3 separate regions of the Homo sapiens genome follow, and all the other regions are linked to region 3. Evidence: chromatin contacts called from ENCODE Hi-C data. All regions are on one chromosome and are shown on one strand. The core of a region is the stretch at or near the end of the contact, and the rest is flanking DNA. Distances in the headings are between cores, read along the strand shown.

Region 1 (3,116 bases), core at 396-2,895, 2.7 Mb before region 3:
GGCTCACGCCTGTAATCCCAGCACTTTGGGAGGCCGAGGTGGGCAGATCACGAGGTCAGGAGATCGAGACCATTCTGGCTAACACGGTGAAACCCCGTCTCTACTAAAAATACAAAACATTAGCTGGGCGCAGTGGCGGGTGCCTGTAGTCCCAGCTACTCGGGAGGCTGAGGCAGGAGAATGGCGTGAACCCGGAAGGCGGAGCTTGCAGTGAGCTGAGATCGCGCCACTGCAGTCCCACCTGGGTGAAAGAGCGAGACTCCGTCTCAAAAAAAAAAAAAAAAAAAAAAAGAAGAGGGAAAAAGCTGCCCTTGCTTAGGCCTGGCCACCTAGGTATGGTACAAAGCCAAGAACCAATTTCAATGAAGTTACAATACAACACATTCTAACAGCAAGGGTGAAATAATTGGAAACTGGCCGAAGTGTCTAGGAAGGTCTAGCCAGCACTTAGGTGGCAAGTGGATTGATGAACAAGGCCTGGGGACAGTTCAAGGGGCAAAGGCAGAGGCAAGGTCCTGTTTGGAGGATGGCAGCCAGAGGGGCCCTATAGCCAGGGGTCCCACTAAGTGTGGCTCTGCTGGCCCCTCACTCACCTGTCACACAGGGTCACCTCGGGTCTGTGCCTCACCTGCAGACAGCCAGAATGGAGAGGGAACAGGCCTGCCAGGAGGTAATCTCCGGGGAGGGTGAAGTCAGGAGAAGACTCCGTGCTATGGCAGGCAAAGGCCCAGCAGCAGGAAATGAGAAGCTGCAGGCCGACCAGGCGAGCCGTGCAGAGCAGCATGCTGGCCAGATGCCCGCGCCTGGCATGGCCAAGGAGTGGCCTCTAAGGAGGCCAGTTGCTTAAATAGAAGGCAGCTGCCGGATGCTTCCTAACTTCAGGCCCCCAAAAGGGGTGGGACTGGAGCCCAGTGGCTGAAGCAGGACTGTTTGCCTTGACATTCCGGGCCTGCGGTCCCACTCAGGAACTGGGCAGGACGAAGGCACAGATGCAAACCAGGTGGCACCCAGTGACCCTTCCTCTGGACGGTTGTGGGTTCTGTCCACGCTCTGTGACTTCACCTGGCTTAGAAAAGGAGCTCTGGCATTTTGGGGCGAGGTGGGAGGCTGGAACACAATTTCTCCGGGTGTTGCGAGGTTTCAGAACTTTTTACCTGGGCCTCAGTTTACTAAATGAGACACAGCTTTGAGTCGACACCCCCCTGCCCCAGTCTCCAGTTTTCTGACATTAAGATTCTGAGCAAATTGTCATATACTTTCGCCTTGTTACCCAGGGTTGCTCACTTCGAAACAAATGCATGCAAACCGAAGGTATGCAAATAGACATGTTTTGTTTAAACTGCCAATCCTAAAGCTTTTTCTGCAGGAGAAAAAAAATATCCCGGTGTTTTTCCGGAGAGGTGGCCCATGGCTGGTCGCGAGGTTTCTGGCTTTCTCTCTCCGGCCGGCTGGGGTAGGGAATTTGCGTAACGTAAATGGAGTCCTCCGTGGAGCCCCTCGACCAGATCGGCTGGAACCTCCTAGTGTGCTTCCGGAGGTTGCCGGCAGAGGGCGCCGGCGGCTCGGAGGCCCCTCTTTTCGGCAGCTGGGAGGGCAGCGGGGCGGACCGACGGGATCTCGCGAGATTCTCGCGCGGTAGGCCCTGAGGACCCAGCATGGCGGACTCGGGACTGCTGCTAAAGCGGGGTTCCTGCCGTTCCACTTGGCTGCGGGTCCGCAAGGCCCGGCCCCAGCTCATCCTCAGCCGCCGGCCCCGCCGCCGGCTCGGGAGCCTGCGCTGGTGCGGTCGGCGGCGCCTACGGTGGCGGTTACTGCAAGCCCAGGCGTCCGGCGTGGACTGGAGGGAGGGAGCCCGCCAGGTGTCGCGCGCGGCGGCGGCCCGGAGACCCAACACCGCGACCCCCAGCCCGATCCCTAGCCCGACCCCGGCCTCCGAACCCGAGTCCGAACCCGAACTCGAATCCGCCTCGAGTTGCCACCGGCCTCTCCTCATCCCACCGGTGCGGCCCGTGGGCCCCGGCCGCGCGTTGCTGCTGCTGCCGGTCGAGCAGGTAGGTGGGGGGCGCCGGTAGTAGTCCCCGAGGGCAGGGAGGGCTGGAGAGGCAGCCCCGGGAGAGCTGCAGGGTAGGAGAGGACCGTGGTCCCCCGGGCCTGTTCTCTGGCTGCCAGTCGGATTCAAGTCCATCCTCTTGATGGTTGGTGGCAACTAGGCTCCCCTGAGCAGCAGGGTAACAGGTACCCTGCTAAGGGGTCCCTAGGCCTTACGAGCTAAAGGGACTTTATTTTGTTTTGTTTTCTTTCTTTCTTTTTCTTTTTGAGACAGAGTCTCACTCTGTCCCCCAGGCTGGAGTGCAGTGGCACAATCTCGGCTCACTGCAACCTCCGCATCCCGGGTTGAAGCGATTCCCCTGCCTCAGCCTCCGGAGTAGTTGGGACTACAGGCGCGTGCCACCTCGCCCGGCTATATTTTTTGTATTTTTAGTAGAAACGGGGTTTCGCCATGTTAGCCAGGATAGTCTCGATCTCCTGACCTTGTGATCCACCCGCCTCGGCCTCTCAAAGTGCTGGGATTACAGGTGTGAACCACCGCACCTGGAACTCTGAAAGGGATTTTAATAGTTAAAAAAAAAAAAGGTTGCAATTACTGAGAGCTCAGAAATTCCAGGATTTAAGGGTTCCAAAAGTGTTTTAGGCTTTGAACCCATTTAAACATCCAGCTCTCTTACGGAGTAGTTGTCCCTCTCTCTAAGTGTTTACAGACGAGGAGACTGAGGTTGGGTAACTTACACAGTAGAGGGAGAGCTAGGAGTCGAACTCAGGCAGCCTGATTCTTAACGTGGATGCCATTCCTGGAGATTCCCTGTCTAATGCAGGAGGGAAGGCAAAACCCAGGAAGTTCTGGAAGAGACTTGGCAAGCTGTGGGTCTTTAAAAGGACAGAGTGGTAGAGTCTGTCTGAACCAGGAGCACAGAGCCGAGTTCACGGTCACCATGCTTTCTCTGTAGCTGCCATGGGGTATGATCTTAGTTTAAAAATATAAAGTATGGGCCAGGCGCGGTGGCTCAGGCCTGTAGTCCCGGCACTTTGGGAAGCCGAAGCTGGCAGATCATCTGAGG
Region 2 (2,918 bases), core at 357-2,856, 2.0 Mb after region 3:
GTAGTGTTGGCCTGGCATCAGAGTAAACACGTGGTGCCCAAGAAAAACAGACAAACACGCCCATGAAACTGTGTGTATACATATGCGTGTGGGCATGTACATAGATGTGTTCCCTTGCTCCGCCAGCTGCAATGACACCCCAGTAGCAATGAGCACATCCGGAGCCAGATCCCGGGCTCTGCATGACATTCTCCCACAATGAACCAGGCTGCAGCAGAAATAGCTGGGTTCAGGCTGGGGCAGGGAGAATACAACAGGGCCCTGGAGCATCTCGTGCCAGAAAGAAAGGGCTCCAGAAATGATGCGGACAGGTGAAGTGGGAGGGAGAGAGAAGGGTGGCAAGGCGTGGGTTCCCTGTCTGGTGGAGGCTCCCCTAGGTAGGGGGAAGCGCGTGGCACGGAGGGCAGGTGGCGGACGCATCTGGAAGCCGCACTTACTGTGTGTCCACTTTCTCACACAAGCACCATGCACACAAAACAAGAAGGAAAACGTCAGCTGAGAGAGGCGGGTGGTGTCCCAGGGTGTGGAGAGAGTAGAAGGTGGGAAATAGGTGTTGGAGGTGGCATGGCCCCTTGAGGTTGTGGCCCTGGTTGAGGGGAGGCCCAGTGGATGAGGTTGGGTCTCTCTCCCCTTCAGCTGTGCTGGTGCAGGCCTGGAGGAAAACGGACGCCAGGTTTGGTGTGGAAGGGGAGCTCGGAGGCGATGAAGGCCCAGGCAGGTGGAAGGTGGTGGTTGAGGACCGGGGAGCAGGGCGCTGGCTGGGGAGAGGCAGAGTGAAGAAGCCGAGGGTGAGGGGCAGCCGGAACTCAGCTGGAAAGACAGCAGGAGGCGGTGGGCGCAGGGGCGGGTTCCATGGACGTTCTGGAGGCTTCTGAGGACACCAAGCCTGGAAGCCAGGACATGTGGCCTTCTTGACTTCGTTCCCCTTCCTCACCTGGAGGTCTCCAGTCCCCGCTGTCCACTGCTCAGCGGCATGGGAGGAGTCCGCGGCCTTACCCCGACACTCCCGCCCACCGGCCCCCGCCCCTGCCAGGCGGCCCTGCTCGCAGCAGCGCGAGGAGCCACGGGGTGCTGCCCTCCTCCGCAGCCCGAGGCCCACTTCACACGCACTGAGCCCAAGCGCGAGTCTCTGCCCGTCAGCCGCGTCTGAGCTCGCCGCAGTCCCTGCTTGAGAGGCCGGGGGGCACCTGCGCCTGCCCGGGACCCTGACCTGCTAGCGGGGCCTGTTGCCTCCTCTGCAGGAAGCGATCTCGCCCGCGGTGCCCCCACCCGCCCCGTCCCCGGAGGGACCGCCCCCGCCCGCGGCCTTCCCGCCCCTGCCCTGTCGCTTGAGTGCCCCCCGCCCGCCGTTACCCCACCCCCGCCCCTGGAGGAGCCCCCGCCCACGGTTACCCAACCTTACCCTGTCCCCGGAGGGCTCCACGCCCGCGTTCCCCCCGCCCCATCCCAACTCCGAGGGTCCACTGCCCCGGTCCCCATCCCGCCCGGTCCCCGCAGGGCCGGGCCGCCGGGGGTCTCCCGGGGCAGCGGTACCCGAAGGCAGCAGCACGGCCCCTTTAAGCCGCTCGGACACGCGCTCGGGGCCCGATGCGGTTTGGACGCGCACAGGCGTGCGCGTGCCCGTCGGGCCTGGCGAGCGCGCGCGACGCGCGGCGTGCGTGGTGACGCGAGCGCGTGGGGTTTTCCGAGGCTGCGGGCAGGGGCCCGCCGCGCCCATCCCGATGGCTGGAGGCGTCTGAGGGGCGGACGGAGGCGGCGGCGGCGGCGGCGGGAGCGGGAGCGGGCGGCGAGTGGGGAGCGGGGCCGGGAGTGGAGCAGCCGCCGCGGCGGGACTGGACCGAGCCTCGCCGGCGCGCACCTGCCCGCAGCGCCCGCGGAGCGCGCAGCGCGGCCCGAGCGCGACGACCTGCCGAGCGGCGGCCGAGGCGGCGGTGTGGGCGCGTCAGGCCGCGACGAGGGCGCTGAGGTGAGCGCGGCAGCCCCCAGCCCCGGACCCGGGTCCTGTTCGTCCACCCGCCCGCCCTGGGGGCGCCCGCCCCGCCCCCACCCCACCCGCCGGTCGGGGCCGCGTCTTCCTGCCCCGCCCGGGTGCGGCGGGCGGCGTCCGAAGGGGGGGCCGGGGGCTGGGGTCCGAGGTTCGGGGTGCAGGGTCGGGGTCGAGGGCGGGGTCTAGGGAGAGGAGCCGGGGTCCCAGGCCCAAGGCTGGGGGCCGAGTTTCGGCACCGGGGTGCGGGGTTGTGTGCGCCGCGGGCGCTTCCCGTGGCGGCGGCCGGGGCCCCGGGGGCGCGGGTCGGGCGGGGCCGGGCCCTGCGTGGGGAGCCGGACGTGGCTCTCGGGCCCGCGGCGCGAGAACAAAGGCCGGGCGGGCCTGCAGGCGGGGCGGTGTCGGCGGCCGGAGCCCCCGCGCGGGCCGCCTATCGGGGTGACTTTGAGGGCCGGGCGGCCGCGGGGCGCGAGCGTGGGGAAGGGGAACAATGAAATGGGGAAGCCGGGCCGCGCGCCGCGGTCGGAGTAGGGATTTAAAGCGGAAGCCGGGCGCGGCGTCGGGAAATGGGAAAATAACGGTTTCGGCCCTTTTCGCTGTGTCGAGCCGCTGAGGCAGTCGCGCTGTGGCCTCGCCCTTCTCCTGCCGAGGCCCGGGTCTGTCCGGCGCTGGCGCCCCGCGCGTGTCGACTCGAGGGTTGCGCGGACCCCGGCCCGGCCCCGCGAATGAATGGGCCCGGTGGCCGCGCCAAGATGGCGCTCCCACCGCTGCCTTTGTGGGGCGGCCGCCGCCGCGCCGAGTTTCGGGGCCCGGTTTGCGATATTCCGAAGGCCCGAAGGTGGGGGAGAGGACAGGAAATAGCACAAAGGCTGGGTGTCTTCCTCTTGCCTGGATCGGCTTTTCGGCTGGAAGCGGGGTGGGGGTGGGGAGTGGG
Region 3 (3,055 bases), core at 53-2,552:
CTACTCAGGAGGCTGAGGCAGGAGAATGGCTTGAGCCCATGAGGCGGAGGTTGCAGTGAGCTGAGATCGCGCCACTGCACTCCAGCCTGGGTGACAGAGCGAGACTCCGTCTCAAAAAACAAACAAACAAACAAAAAAACCCACAACAGAACAGTGGTCCTCAGCTTTACAAACACCTCCCTCAGCGGCGGCCAAAGAGGACGCATCACAGCAGCCCAGGCCTGCTAGGGGCGTGTTTGCTGGAGGAGGCGTGGCCGCCGTGTGTCCATCCAGACCTGATAGGGCGCGGCCATTGGAGGAGGCGTGGCCGCTGCGGGTCCACCCAGGCCTGCTAGGGGCGTGGCCATTGGAAAAGGCGTGGCCCCTGCGAGTCCACGTTGGCCCCGGAGAGTAACGGGACGGCGGAGGGGTCATTTCCCGCCTTGCACGTAACGGGGGACGAAAACCGGCCCCCAGCCCGACGCCGGACCCTGGCCTCCTGGGCCCACCGACGGCCTCCACTAAGGCCCCCTCCCGCCCGCAACGTGGGGGACAGCTGAGGCCACTTCCCGGGCGGGCCACCCCAACCCAAAGCGGCATGTCGCGGGGCAGCACAGCCTGCGACAAGCGCGCAAAGCTCCCCAGCGGGACCGCAGCACGGGCAGGCCTGGGAGTCCCTCGCGCTGCTCAAGGCCGCTAACCGGCACTCAGAAACCAGCGCTCTGCGGCACTGGAGAAAGCACTTCCCGCCCTCCTGCAGGCTGTTAGCCAGGGGATGCAAGGGGAGGGGCCCCTCACGGACGTCCCGCCCGCCCCTCTCAAACATGGCGGCCACAGGCGCACCAAAGGAAGAGCCCCTCACAAACATGGCCGTCCGCCCCTCTCATACATGGCGCCAAAGAGGCTTCAAGGGAAGCGCCCCTCACGAACATGGTTGCCTGCCCCTCTCAAACATAGCGGCCACAGGCGCACCAAGAGAAGCGCCCCTTACAAACATGGCCGTCTGCCCCTCTCAAACATGGTGGCCAAAGAGGCTTCAAGGGAAGAGCCCCTCAAGAACATGGTTGCTCCCCCCTCAAGAACATAGTTGCCCACCTCGCTCAAACATGGCGGCCACAGGTGCACCAAGGGAAGCGCCGTTCACGAACATGGCCGTCTGCCCCTTTCAAATATGGCGAACACAGAAGCTACAAAAAAAGCACCCCCCGCAAACATAATCTCTCAGGCCTGCCACGGGCGTGGGAAACATAGCGGCTACAGGGGTGCCAAGGGACGCGCCCTCATGAACATGGCCGGCCACAGGCCGACTTCCTGCTCCAGTGTCCCACCACTGGCCCAAGGCCTGTGACCTTCGCCCGCCGCTTACGAAAGAGCCAACACGGGGGGGGGGGGGGGGGGAATCACATGACGAGGGTGCTGCACTGTGATTGGCTGTGCTGACGTCGGACGCCGCCGCGGCGCGCTCTGCAGACTCCGGGTCGCCGCTCCGCCGGGACGCGTTGGCCGGGGCGCGCGGTGCTTGGCTGCGGTGCTCACACTCATGAGGAGCCGGAAGGTGAGGGCTGGGTCCCGGCAGCAGCTGCGCCGGGCAGGGCGGGGACTCTGGGTCACCTGCTGTCTGGAGAACCGGGGCGGGGTCACGGGGTGCCTGTGGCCTAGGAGCGGCCTCCGCTTGGGCCTCGCCCCCGGCAGTAGTTGGGGGGCTCCAGGCCACGCTCCCGGGAGAAGGAGGGCTGCCAGGTCACGCCCCTGTGAAAAGGGGGCTCCGGGCCACGCCCTCGGAAGAAGTGGAGCTCACAGGTCACGTCCCCGGGAGAAGGGGGCTCCCAGGTTACCCACCCCCGCAGAATGGGGCCTCTGGGCCACACCCCCGAGAGAAGGGGAGCTCCCAGGCCATGCCCGCGGGAGAAGGGGGGCTCCGGTCCACGCCCTCGGGAGAAGTGGAGCTCACAGTTCACGTCCTGGGCAACAGGGGGCTCCCAGGTCACGCCCCCTTGAAGGGAGGTTTCGGGCCACTTTCCTAGGAAGGTGGGGCACCCTCTCCAGAACTGGTTTCAACTCCTGGTAGTGCTAGATGCTGCAGAGCTGAGTTTGTGCCCCTCAACTGCTGCCACTCCAATGGACGTCACACAGCAAGTGACCTCAGCTTGGCCCCATCTACTGAATGTGCTAAAAGTGGGGTGATGAGGGATCCACCAAGAGGGTGGTGAGGATTGAAGGGGGGTGCCAGTGTCTGGCAAGGGGCAAGTGCTCATTGCGTGGGTGTAACAGTTAAGGCGAAGGACCCTTTTCACAGTGGACCCGGCGCGGGTCCCGGTCCACTTGGGAGGCTCTGAGCTGCATGGAGGCTCTCCTGGTTTGTTCAAATGGAGTGGCCACTTGTGAATTCCAACTCCTTTTACTATTTTTATCTTTGAACCAAAACTTGTCTCCTGTAGGCACATATACTTGGATCTTTTTTAAAATGCAGTCTGGTAGTTTCTGCCTTTTGATTGAATTGTTTAGCCCATGCACATTTAATATTATTGATACACTGTAGTTAGGTTTACATTTGCCATTTTACTTTTTCTTTTCTTTATACAAGTCTGTCTTTTTCTTCCCCTGTTCCTTCTTTAAGTGGATTAAAGTGAATATTTCCTAATGTAGCATTTTAATTTAATGATTTTTTTTCCACAACTTTTTTGGGTTTTTTCCAGTGCTTTATGTTTTACCGTATACAGCTTAATCTTCATATTCTCCATATACATCTTAAGCTTCAGATTTGTACTAGGTTAATTCCAAGTGATACAGAAATGTTACTCTTATATGGTTATTTTTGTGGTATTTTGTTATATGTATTACATCTGATAATGTTACAAACTCAACAGTACTGTGTTATCATTATTACTTTCTGTCTGTGGTCATTTCCTTAGCCAGCAGGGGTTTGCTTTCACCCACTTTGTTTTGTTATTGGCAAATATAGTACATGTCTGTATATATTATACACATATTACTGTATACAATTGCTTTTTAAATTAAGAGAAGGAGGTAGAGGAATAGGCATTTAAACTATATAAGAACATAATTACCTTTACTG

Evidence for each region. A loop is a pair of places that touch in the nucleus more often than their neighbours do. Pooled maps may share reads with other maps.
Region 1: a loop to region 3 is called in a pooled map, with 15 times the contacts of the local background. The contact joins the promoter of NOL9 here to the promoter of LINC01134 in region 3. A Hi-C loop is called at or near these places in 8 of 50 pooled maps.
Region 2: a pooled map shows a loop between it and region 3 (15-fold over the local background). The contact joins the promoter of GNB1-DT here to the promoter of LINC01134 in region 3. A Hi-C loop is called at or near these places in 2 of 37 single-sample maps with no recorded cell type and 7 of 50 pooled maps.

What each region holds. Positions count from the first base shown.
Region 1 is chr1:6,553,042-6,556,157 of GRCh38, reverse strand. It overlaps NOL9 (nucleolar protein 9), which reads left to right and starts at 1,645. Exons shown (of 12, transcript NM_024654.5): 1 at 1,645-2,051. The coding sequence starts at 1,656. It overlaps TAS1R1 (taste 1 receptor member 1), which reads right to left and starts at 851. Exons shown (of 6, transcript NM_138697.4): 1 at 594-851. The coding sequence starts at 784. RefSeq lists a silencer at 1,680-1,939.
Region 2 is chr1:1,889,868-1,892,785 of GRCh38, reverse strand. It overlaps GNB1-DT (GNB1 divergent transcript), which reads right to left and starts at 1,606. Exons shown (of 2, transcript NR_168264.1): 1 at 1,403-1,606; 2 at 60-886. It overlaps GNB1 (G protein subunit beta 1), which reads left to right and starts at 1,699. Exons shown (of 12, transcript NM_002074.5): 1 at 1,699-1,966. RefSeq lists silencers at 915-1,164, 1,225-1,324, 1,445-1,634, 2,195-2,384.
Region 3 is chr1:3,898,651-3,901,705 of GRCh38, reverse strand. It overlaps LINC01134 (long intergenic non-protein coding RNA 1134), which reads right to left and starts at 1,302. Exons shown (of 4, transcript NR_024455.1): 1 at 1,075-1,302. It overlaps C1orf174 (chromosome 1 open reading frame 174), which reads left to right and starts at 1,434. Exons shown (of 4, transcript NM_207356.3): 1 at 1,434-1,534. The coding sequence starts at 1,520. RefSeq lists silencers at 354-533, 1,614-1,683 and enhancers at 734-993, 633-1,202, 1,203-1,771, 1,772-2,342.